Regions from separate parts of the Homo sapiens genome. Here region 1 is linked to region 2. A link is an interaction called in ENCODE POLR2A ChIA-PET data of the cell type or tissue named here. Cell type or tissue: GM12878. All regions are shown on one strand. Each heading gives the region's core, and the rest is flanking DNA. Links, peaks and the distances in the headings are about the cores only. Region 1 overlaps DUSP5 (dual specificity phosphatase 5). Region 2 has its middle 20 kb from the start of SMNDC1.

Region 1 (5,378 bases), core at 150-5,149, 180 kb after region 2:
TAAAGAAGCTATCCAAGATCACATCAGGTAGTAAGCATGGAGCTCTGGAACTTAACCAAGAGCTCCGCTGTCTGACGCCCAAGCCCAGGTTGTTAACCACTGCACCACTTTGCCACCAGGAAGGCTGCTCTGTACGCATGGAAGTTTGGGAGGTTTCGAGGAGGTGATGCAGATGGACATTTTATCTCTAGAGGAAGAGAGGAAAGAGGGAATTTTTTCCTTCCTGTCTTTACCTGAAATACTTACTTTCTCATATTGATCACTATTGAAATGGAGTCAGACAAGGCCTTGCATCTCATGCTACGCAATCAGTTTTGGGTTTCAGCCCAGCTCTACCACTGACTAGCTCTGACTTGGACAAGTTATTAAATGCATCTGAGCCTCAAGTTGCCCATCCGTAAAATGGGAATAATGTTACCTACCTCACAGATTTTGTGAAATTGGTATGATGTAGGCACATCTAAAGGGTTAAGCCCCCAGAGGCCAGCCATAGTAGATGCTGATAAAAATACCAGTTGTTATTACCGTATGTAAAATCTTGTGTAATTTTCTTTCAAGTGACTGAACTGGCCTTTGCTTAAACACTTGACTTCTCAGGAAACAAAAAGCTAACTCCGGGTGTGGGGTAAATTGAGAATTGCCTGTGGCTGGCCCCTGTCCCACGCACCCTTCCCTGTTAGGGATCTGGCTGAGAGTTTCCATTCCGTTCTTATTCCAGGGCAGGAAATGGAAACACAGGAAGCAGATGGTTGGCATGGGAAAGGCTCCCAAAGACACAGCCACTGTCACCCAGCCCCTTGTTTCCCTCTCAGTCTCTAAGGGCTCCCATTTTTCCAACCATCACTAGCTTTTCTGCCACCTTCAGAGCCCTGTAAATGCTGTGACTGCCAGAGTCTAACCAGCGGTTCATTTTAGTTTTGCCTCAAGGTGGATGGTCTCTGGTTCCCCCTTGACTAGAAATCTGGGGTGTGGGTAGCCTCCCAAAAGGATGGCTCTGTAAGCGGGTCTCACCAGCACCTTCAACAAACCCCCGTGTGAAGAAGGTCAGAGGCGGGGAAGCCCCTCTGCTTGTGGCCTGACAACATTTTTTATCTAAAGATTCTGAGTAGGTAGTGGTTATTTTCATTTCTAAAAAGCATACTTTTTTGTGGAGGTGGAGGTGCATTTTAACATCTCTAAAACCTGGGTGCATCTTAGGATCAACAGTGTCTTAGGTTTGATGAAATACACCATATAGGCTAGGCTTGGTAGCTCATGCCTATAATCCCAGCACTTCAGGAGGCTGAGGTAGGAAGATCGCTTGAGGCCAGGAGTTGAAGACCATTCTGGGCAACATAGCAAGAACTCATCTCTACCAAAAAAATTATAAAATTAGCCAGGCATGGTGGTACATGCCTGTAGGCCCAGCTACTCGGGAGACTGAGACGGTAGGATCTCTTCAGCGTAGGAATTCAAGATTACAGTGAGCTATGATTGTGCCGCTGCACTGCAGCCTGGGTGACGGAGCAAGACTCTGTCTTTCCAAAAAGGAAAAAAAAAATACACTATGTAAAATGTCAAGGCTGTAAAGGAGGACACACACCATGTTGAGTCCTGGTCCATTTTATCTGTAAAGAAAGCAAGACTGTCCCAAGGCATAGGAGATTGCCCTGGTACTCTCAGGGCAGCTGTAACTTCAACACAGGCCTGTCAATTTTTCCCATATTACCACATGGCTTCTCATCCTTGTCAGCGCAGGAAGGCTGTCGGCATATCCTGCCTCCTGGATATGTGCAAAAAAGTGAACTCTTTGCTGTGTGGATTTTGCTGTCATTGAGTCACAAGGCAGTCACATAAGGTAGAGAGTTGGCCAGGATGGAGATACAACCACACTTGGTTGAACTGCCCTGGCTCTGAACTCCACTTGGAAACCAGAAAGGGAACCACCCATCTTAAGAAACAAATAGGTCGGAGTTGTTTTTTCCTCTCTCAAATGAACAAGCTAATCCAATATTTCCTGATTGTCCTTTGTCCCTGCATCCAGGGTGGCCCAGTTGAAATCCTTCCCTTCCTCTACCTTGGAAGTGCCTACCATGCATCCAAGTGCGAGTTCCTCGCCAACCTGCACATCACAGCCCTGCTGAATGTCTCCCGACGGACCTCCGAGGCCTGCGCGACCCACCTACACTACAAATGGATCCCTGTGGAAGACAGCCACACGGCTGACATTAGCTCCCACTTTCAAGAAGCAATAGACTTCATTGGTAGGTTTAGCCATTCCCCTTCAGTTATTTTGGGAGCCCCTTTGGGGCATGTGTTCTTGACTTTTGATGCCCTGATGGAAGCTACCTTCACTGAAAGAAAAGTGTCTTGTATATGCCGCTGCTGAGAGTTGGAGCCAACATGGGATGCAGCTACCAAAAAGGTGGAAGGGAGGATTTAAGTTGCTATGAATAGGAGCTTTAATTTGCAAGATAAATGAATTAATATAATTTTATGGCAGTACTCACTGTCGATCTTGTTATTGTTTCTAGCTGGGCAGGAGCTGAGTGTATCCCTGCGTAATGCTCCACACAAGGAAAGCAGGGGGAAGAACCTCCCTAACTGTGCTTCTACGTAGGTTGGGTTTATTTTTAAAAGCAAACAGAAGGATTCAGAGAGCACTACTTACGCACTGAGCCCCAAGGGCCCCCAGCAGCTTTCCATACTCTTGGTGAACGGCTTGGGGCAATTTGTTTTGCATTTTCAGCTAATTTTGGATTAAAGATAGCACTTGACTCAAGCTCCATGCTGTATGCACAGAAAAGTTGGCATCTTTTGCCTGCTTTCTGCATTCTTGTTACGCAGTTATTTATTCCATTGCATAGACCTGAAAACCGAGGCCTTGGCCTCTGGTCCCTCTGCCAGGAAAGGGCTGTGGCCTTAGGGTTTCCAGGTCCTCTGTGTTGCCTGGATTGTTCTCCCATTTGGCATCTTCTCCTCCCCCATCCATCTTCCTAGGAGGCTGGCCTGACTTTTTTCTGTTTCAGATTTGCAAGTACCAGTCTCTAACCTTGTGATCATGCCCCGTTTTCCAGCTCCCATCTTCCTCTTTAACATACGTAGTTGTTGAAACTGACGCGTGATTTTCCTGTCTCTTGTTCCAAGGGATGTTGGAGGAGGAAAGGCAGGTGTTAGCACAGCAATAATTACTTAGTGCAGATAGCAATTAAAGGTCCCCCTTGAGCCACATAGTGGCCCTCTGTTCACCACACAATTTCTGCTCCCCAGGAAACCCTGACGAGAAACTCATCAGAGGCAAAAGGCCGAGCCTGTCCTGCTTGTCCCCTGAGCCTCTGGGCTGAAATGATTCCTTTGGAGCTTGAAAGGCAGCCAAATGATGGGTTCAGGGTGGGAAACCCTTGACTTGTTCTCCCTGTCCCTGGGAATGCCTTGCCCTTCTCAGCCTGTTATTTAATTACCTGGGTAGCTACTTCATGAGGTCATGAAACACGCCCCCATCCAGTTCTCAGAACCCTCCCTCCCCATCCTGTGTGTGTATTGTGTCTGTGTACGCACAATCCACAAACCCACAGCAGTTTGAAAGCACAGGATGCTTTTTCTCCGATTGCTTGCCCTGCTAATGGAAGGAGAGACTGGGTCTCCCCAGTGAGCCATGTGCTGAATATATGCTGACCCCTTCCAAGGGAAGAGGGCCATGTGGAAGGCAGGCTCCGAGGTGTCGAGTGGGCTCCAGAGGCAATACACTCTGGACCCTTTGCATTCTTGGATGTGGCACTAGGCCAGTTAAAAGCTAAACTTTGAAGGAGGCCAACAGAGGAGCGAAGGGAGATAGGAGCCCGACTCTGTAATTCTAGGGACTTGGGGGTCTCCCCTTTGAACTAATTTAAAGAGACTGTTTTGTTGTTTCTTTTGAGTCAGACTGAATTGGAGGACACCCCTATTGAACTGCTTTGGGGTATGCTGTGGGGTTTTTGTTCAGATGGGGAAACTCTAGGATTCCTCCCTGATGCCTCAGAAATTTTATCTTTTAGATCTTGCAGATTGATTTGCATACTTTGACCTTGGGGCAGGGAAGTGGAGGGTGGTAAGGGGAATGACTTTTTCTTTTGGCCCTTCAAAATCGTAAATGTTTTTGCGTATTGTAGCCTGCGTAGTGCCAGCTACATCTAACTTCCTGTGATGTAATTGTTTCCTCACTAGCAAGAGAGGGAATTGGAAAGACTGTATTTTTTGTGGATTTGATGTGTACGTATCTTTAACCTTTCACCCCTTCCCATTTTTAATAGTTGTAGCTGGTTTTCTGGGGGCAGGGGGCTGGGAGGTAGAACAGGAAGGGAGGCATCCTCCCCTTTTTGTCATATTGAGCTAAAGAATGCTAACTGATGGTGGTAGCTTTATAGCAGCGACTCCCATTGTTGAGCAAGATGGAATTTGTGAAAGCCATTTATATCCTCCGTCTAGTAGGCGTCACTTAGCCAGGGCTATAATTAGTGGCCATGCGCTATTTATTGTGTGTTTGGTGGTGAGAACCCTGGGAGCTGAGCCAAGCATCCTGCCCTGGCACAGCCAGACAGGGTGCCCGGAGAGACCGGAAGGCCTCTACCAGGATCGGGGTTAGGTTGTTACCCTTAGAATCAGACCTGGAGAGACAAGAGTTGCTTCTCCAAGTCAGTCTTTGAGCCTGGGATGCTCTCCTTAGAAAAATGTATGTGCCCAATAAAAATGTGCACAATTTCAAGGATTTTCCAATGCCCTCTTGGAACCATCAGTGGAACCTAGGTTAAGATGGCATCCCCAGGAAGGGACTGCTCCAGGTCCATCGCCTCCAGAGGCAGAATCTGCAAGTATCTTGGGAACTGTAAAGCTTCTGTGTGCTTATGTCTCTTGTGACAATAGCTGCTGTAAACTGTAAAGGTCCTACTTGGGGATAGTCTTTGCTGGGACCCCAAAAGCTCTATCCTCACCAGTGGGGATTAAAGACTGGCAGAAGTGTAGTGTAGGGCCGTGGCTCTTAGGCAGGCACAACAGTTTCATATCTAGGTTACTCCAGTGTTTGATTCTTGTGTTTTGCCATTGCCCTTAGATTCTAATCCCAACTCACTCCCACCATCTTTTCTTCCTTCCAGACTGTGTCAGGGAAAAGGGAGGCAAGGTCCTGGTCCACTGTGAGGCTGGGATCTCCCGTTCACCCACCATCTGCATGGCTTACCTTATGAAGACCAAGCAGTTCCGCCTGAAGGAGGCCTTCGATTACATCAAGCAGAGGAGGAGCATGGTCTCGCCCAACTTTGGCTTCATGGGCCAGCTCCTGCAGTACGAATCTGAGATCCTGCCCTCCACGCCCAACCCCCAGCCTCCCTCCTGCCAAGGGGAGGCAGCAGGCTCTTCACTGATAG
Region 2 (5,378 bases), core at 309-5,308:
ATTTGGTGAAAGACATAAAGTTACATATCCAAGAATCTTGGTAAACCCCAAGCAGGATAAATACAAAGAAAAGCATACTTTGGAACACTTTACTCAAACTGCTAAAAGTGAAAGAAGCCACAGACATTTTGCACACATGTCCAAAATGGAATTTATCCTCTTCCCTCCGAATTTGCTCCTCTTCTTATATTTACTTTTTCAGGAAATGATGCTACCTGCTGCCTTCTACAAGAGAGAACCCTGGAGTCCCTCTGAACTCATTCTTCTCCTTTCTTTTCTACTTCAGTGGGACACCAACTCCATCTACTATGTCATTACATAGCTCAAGCCTCTTTCCTTTCTCACAGCTGCTGTCTTAGTACAATTCCATATTTATAGCCTGGGAGTCTCCTAAATTGTCATCCTGATCTCTTCTCTTTCTGCTGCCGGAATGGTTATTTTAAGCCCGAATTCTGACCTTGTCACTTTCCAGTTTAAAATCTTCCAGTGATTTTCCATCCCTTTGGAAACAGAATTTCTATACCGTAGCATATTGCTTCAAGATCTGGGTCCTGATGTCATCTCTAGCCTTAGTTATGCCACTTGGAGGTCTCCAAATGAGCCACAGTGTCACACCTCTGTGGTTTGCCAATGTTGATCTTTTTTAGTGGAAGTTTATTCTCTTGTTTCTCAGGCTAATCTGTACTCATCCTTCAATCACCAACTCAAGGGTCATCTTCTCTTGGAAAACGTCCCTGACCCCTTTCCCTAGGTGGAACTGGATGCCCCCTGCTCATCCTGCGTAGTGCTGTGGTATCTGTGCTCCTTTACCTCTATTATATCTGGTGTTCCATTGTACTCTTGCCATTGATTTTCCTTTAGCATCAGGTCTTATTCATCTGTAGATCTCCAGAACATGGCAAATAGCTGGGGCTGAGTGTTTGTTGAATGAGCAAATGGCTGAGTGAAACAAGAGTTTGAATTGATTCCCTATATGGAGCCTATCTGTTTCTCAGGCAGTAAGTTCTTCTTTTGCCATGATAAACCTCCCCAAATAAGATTATCCAGGTGAGAAAACCAGCAAAGAACCTGAGGCAAAGGCCCAAGGAGGGGAACTTTGTACACGTGCTTACATAATGGACAGTGAGGCAACTGAGCTTATTTTTCCACCAAGGAGATGCGTTGGGCTAAGCAATTCATGTGTAACTTTGGTCACTAGCACATGAGTAGACCAACAATAAGCTTAAACTAGGAGAGTGATCTTTTTCAATGAAACCGTTTTGGACTCTTTTCTGCTGTAGGTGAGAGACTACCCTTCTTTGCTTTTTATACCACTTTTTGTGGACTAGTACTCATGTCCATCACTCATATCCCTAGGATTCTTCCTTCTAACTCTTAAGCCACTCATTTGCCAAAACAAAGCCCAAATTTCTCCAAAATATTGTCTTTTGTTTGCAGTCATTTTCAGCTCATCAGCATTATTGATTTTATGTCCACTCTGAAGGGAAGGCCACAGAGTTGACACCCAGGAAAATGATTCTCACTCAACTTACAGACCAGCTTAAACCAGGAAAAATGGGACCTGCAGAAAGATCTGGCTGTCCCAGACAAATGGGCATGAGTCAGGTTTAGCTCTGTCAGGAGGCCTCTCTGCTGCTGCATCACTGCCACATCAGCTGCCCTCCCGCACATTCCTGCTCTTGCTCCTTGTCTTCTGGAGCTGGTTGAGCATAGGCCCAGGGACCTAGTGAGTCAGCTCACTATGCCAGTTCCCTCCTCTGTGACCTGGTGCTTTTCTTTCCATCCTTTCTTTCCTTTCTATCGTCCTCCCAGATGATAACATTTCTCTTATAAAGATTATATTATGACCATACTTGAAAGATTTGTACATGTTTTGTTTATTTTCATTGCCGGAGCTAATTACCACACTAGTGCTTTCTGTAGATATCTCTTGTCTATCCCAGAATTCTTATCCTGAGTCCACTTAATAGATAACATAGGTGGGAGTCCTGAGACCTGGGAGAGGCAATATTCCTCCAATGTCCAGCCCAAGCCATATACTGAACATCTGTTGCCAACTCTCTTTGTACCCCCAAGAAACTCCTTTCATATGAGGGAGACCCCTTCATGGTTTACTAAAAAGCAATTTAGAAGTAGCAGAAGTAGCATCAACAAAGGTAAGTCAAAGAAGGAAAATAAGTTGTCAAGAACAGTGAGCAGTGATAGAGCTCAAAAAAATCAGACCACATATTTCTTTTTTTTTTTTGAGATGGAGTTTCACTCTGGTTGCCCAGGCTGGAGTGCAATGGCGTGATCTTGGCTCACTGCAACTTTCGCCTCCTGGGTTAAGGTGATTCTCCTGCCTCAAACTTCTGGTAGCTGGGATTACAGGCATGTGCCACCATGCCCAGCTAATTTTGTATTTTTAGTAGAGACAGGGTTTCTCCATGTTGGTCAGGCTGGTCTTGAACTCCCATTGACCACATATTTCTATGCTTGGGGTGTATCCATCAAAGTGAGTGGGTGACACTTGTCCCAGCCCAACACTGAATGACTCACTTTCTGTGCTATCAGCAAACAACCAAGGCTCTGCCCGGTAGTTAACAAACTCACCGAAGGAAACGCTATTCTGAATCTGTCACTAATTGAATTTTTAAATGTAATCCAATTGCCAGCCAATTTACAAACTTCCTCTGTATTCTCCAGGTTGTTTCTAGCCTTCCTCCTAATCACTTTTGCAGCCTGGCTGGATTTGATCAGGTTTATCTTTGTTTGGTTTGAGAAGGAATTGAAATGCCTCCTTCTCTTAAGAAGATGATTGTATATCCCTTGCAGTTTGCTTAGGGCACAGAGGTGATCTCATAGGGTTTTTCCACTCGGTGTATTTGATTTTAAAAACATAAATATGTGAAAGCCCCAATGTTGCCTCTTAAAATCCCCTTTGTGCTCAAAGAGGAAGTTTGGTGAACAGTTTCAGCAAAGTATCAGGAATATCAGATAGCATTGATTCACCGAGTTCTGGAAACAAACCTCAGCTTCTCCAGTCATTGGCTCATGATAAGAAAACTTCCCTTCCCACAAACTAATATGACAAAAAAGAGAGATCAGATAAAGATGACACATGAATTTGACGAGTGTTCCATCTTTTTTTACCCCAGCTCATGCTGTGCCCTTCTGGCTACATCATTGCCCTTGCTTCTCTACACAAAAGTCTTCTTCATTCTCACTCTTGCCCAGTAACCTTCACCAACATTCTGTCCTGTGGGGAGCTCTTCCTCCCCTGAACAACTCTGGCTTGCATGTAAAAATCTCCTAACATACACACACAGTATAGACTTTCCAAGGCAGGGACTCTGCTGAATTCTTATTTGCACACCTGTGGGATAAGCTGCTTAGCTCACAGCCCTGGTGTGCAATGCAGGCTGGGCATCAGAACTACCCATATAGCTTTTAAGAACTACAAATGTCTAGGTTGGGTGCAGTGGCTCACTCTGTAATCCCAGTGGAGGCCAAGGTGGGAGGATTGCTTGAGCCCAGGAATTCAAAACCAGCCTAGACAACATAGTGAGACCCCATCTCTACAAAATAAAAAATTTAAAAATTAGCCAGGCATGGTGGCATGCACCTGTGGTCCCAGCTACTCGGGAGGCTGAGGTGGGAGGATTGCTTGAGCCCAGGAGTTTGAGGCTACAGTGAGCCATGTTCACATCACTGCACTCCAGCCTGGGTGACACAGTAAGACCCCAACTCAAACAGCAACAACAACAAATAAACTACAAATGTCCAGACCCCACTCCGGGCCTTCTGAATCAAGATCACTCCATAGGTGACTCTGACTTGCGGCTGAAATGAGAACCACTAGCTTACCATCATTGGAAGGATTAAACGAGTTAACATACAGACGGATATTTTTTAAACTATAGACTTTCATGACAAATGCTAGGTATGATTCGTAGTGAATGCTACAGTTGCCCTCCACCCCATCCAACCCTTCTAACTCCTCCTCCCTTTCTCAAAGTTTCTGTTCAGAGGGTCACTCCTCCTCCACGCAGCCCCGTGGCTTCAGGGAAGCTGACCCCGCCTTCAGTGTCAGGTGAGGGGCTGATTTGTCTGAGCCTAAATCCATGATTCAGGAGTGGGGATGTGACTGGCCATTGAGACCCAGAAGGACTGCTGGAGGCTTCTGGGAAGAGTTTCCCTCACTTTGGGAAGCTTTGCTCTCCTGTCATGATTCTAGTTGTTACTGACAGCCATTCTGGGACCTTTCTCTCTCTCTTTCCTCTCTCCTTTCCCCAGAGGTAACAGGGCTTAGGATAATGCTATGAAAACACCTTGGTCTTTGACGGTGGATGGAGCTACCCTGAGCTGATCTCAATTTGGATTTCCATTTCTGTGCACCAGGAAATGCCTCATGGTTTAAGGCAGCTCTGTTACTTGTGGCTGAAATATCCTCCTGGCTACATTTGCTTTTAATTCCTTCTCAAGTATCATCTGACACAATGCCCTCTTTAGTAAATGCTTCAATAAGTATTTGTTGAATGTATGAATGACTTCATCGTCATTGAGTGCCTAGACTTGCTGGGTACTGGAGATACAGTAGCAACTAAAAGAAGTCCCTTTCCTTATGGATTTTATATTCTGGTGGGAATAAAACTGCACTTGTGGGTCAGGTTAGCAGCTTCTCTAGAGAAATAAACTTTATGTTTCTAGTTGTACAAACAGATGGTTCAACCCACATTAGGGGTTAGAATGGTAACATTTGTGCTAAAGAATCACTGCTTAGGAATTCACCTGACCACCAGAGTGACTTTCTGCAGCTAAAGAAAAAGGAAATGACAAGAAGAATCATGAAGAATACTTTGTCCCTAAGTTTATGACTCAGAGGAAAAACTACAGGGCTCTTGTTCCCAGATCTCAACACCAGAGCATGAGACAGGTCCTCGATTGCAGAAGACAAAGTGAGGAGTAACAATCTGAAAGATTCAGGATAACTCGATTTTAACAAATGAATGAAACTGGAAGAAGGGGAAACTGACGACCTGCTGAATGTTAATATTTGAGTCAGTGCAAGGTATCACGAGAGGTAGGGATCAGCTCATCTCTAGGTCTTCTGTCTGCAAGAAAGCAGGCAAAGGGAGGATGCTTCCAACTTACAGATTGTCTAGTGCAGCTTAAACTGAGGGACAGCCTTTCTTCTTTATTTTTGTATAGGATAGCCTCTTTTTCAAGATTGCCTTAGATGTATTCTTTGCACAAATGTTGGGATGATCCCATAACTTCTCCGGGGAAGTCAATGCTAGCTAGGGTGGCTACATTCACCACTCAGATTAAGGAAAGAGTCACCTGGCAAGTAAAATGACCGAAATGAAGAAATGTTTGGGGCAGCAACAGGCCTGGTG

The links. Peaks named below come from ENCODE experiments on the same cell type or tissue, not always from the same donor. Only the 100,000 strongest peaks of a DNase experiment are listed, where the experiment ranks them.
Region 1: POLR2A ChIA-PET joins it to region 2 with 5 read pairs; 10 of 35 experiments call an interaction of 5 or more read pairs at or near these places.

Annotation. Positions count from the first base shown.
Region 1 is chr10:110,504,912-110,510,289 of GRCh38, forward strand. It overlaps DUSP5 (dual specificity phosphatase 5), which reads left to right. Exons shown (of 4, transcript NM_004419.4): 3 at 2,024-2,243; 4 at 5,109-5,378. Among named protein-coding and RNA genes, the nearest start is that of DUSP5, 9.7 kb to the left of the region's middle. In GM12878, for the core only: no CTCF peak of the experiment used is centred there; no DNase peak of the experiment used is centred there.
Region 2 is chr10:110,322,056-110,327,433 of GRCh38, forward strand. No RefSeq gene overlaps it. Among named protein-coding and RNA genes, the nearest start is that of SMNDC1, 20 kb to the left of the region's middle. RefSeq lists an enhancer at 3,154-3,313. In GM12878, for the core only: no CTCF peak of the experiment used is centred there; DNase peaks (open chromatin) are centred at 2,856 and 4,796; H3K27ac peaks cover 3,666 bases.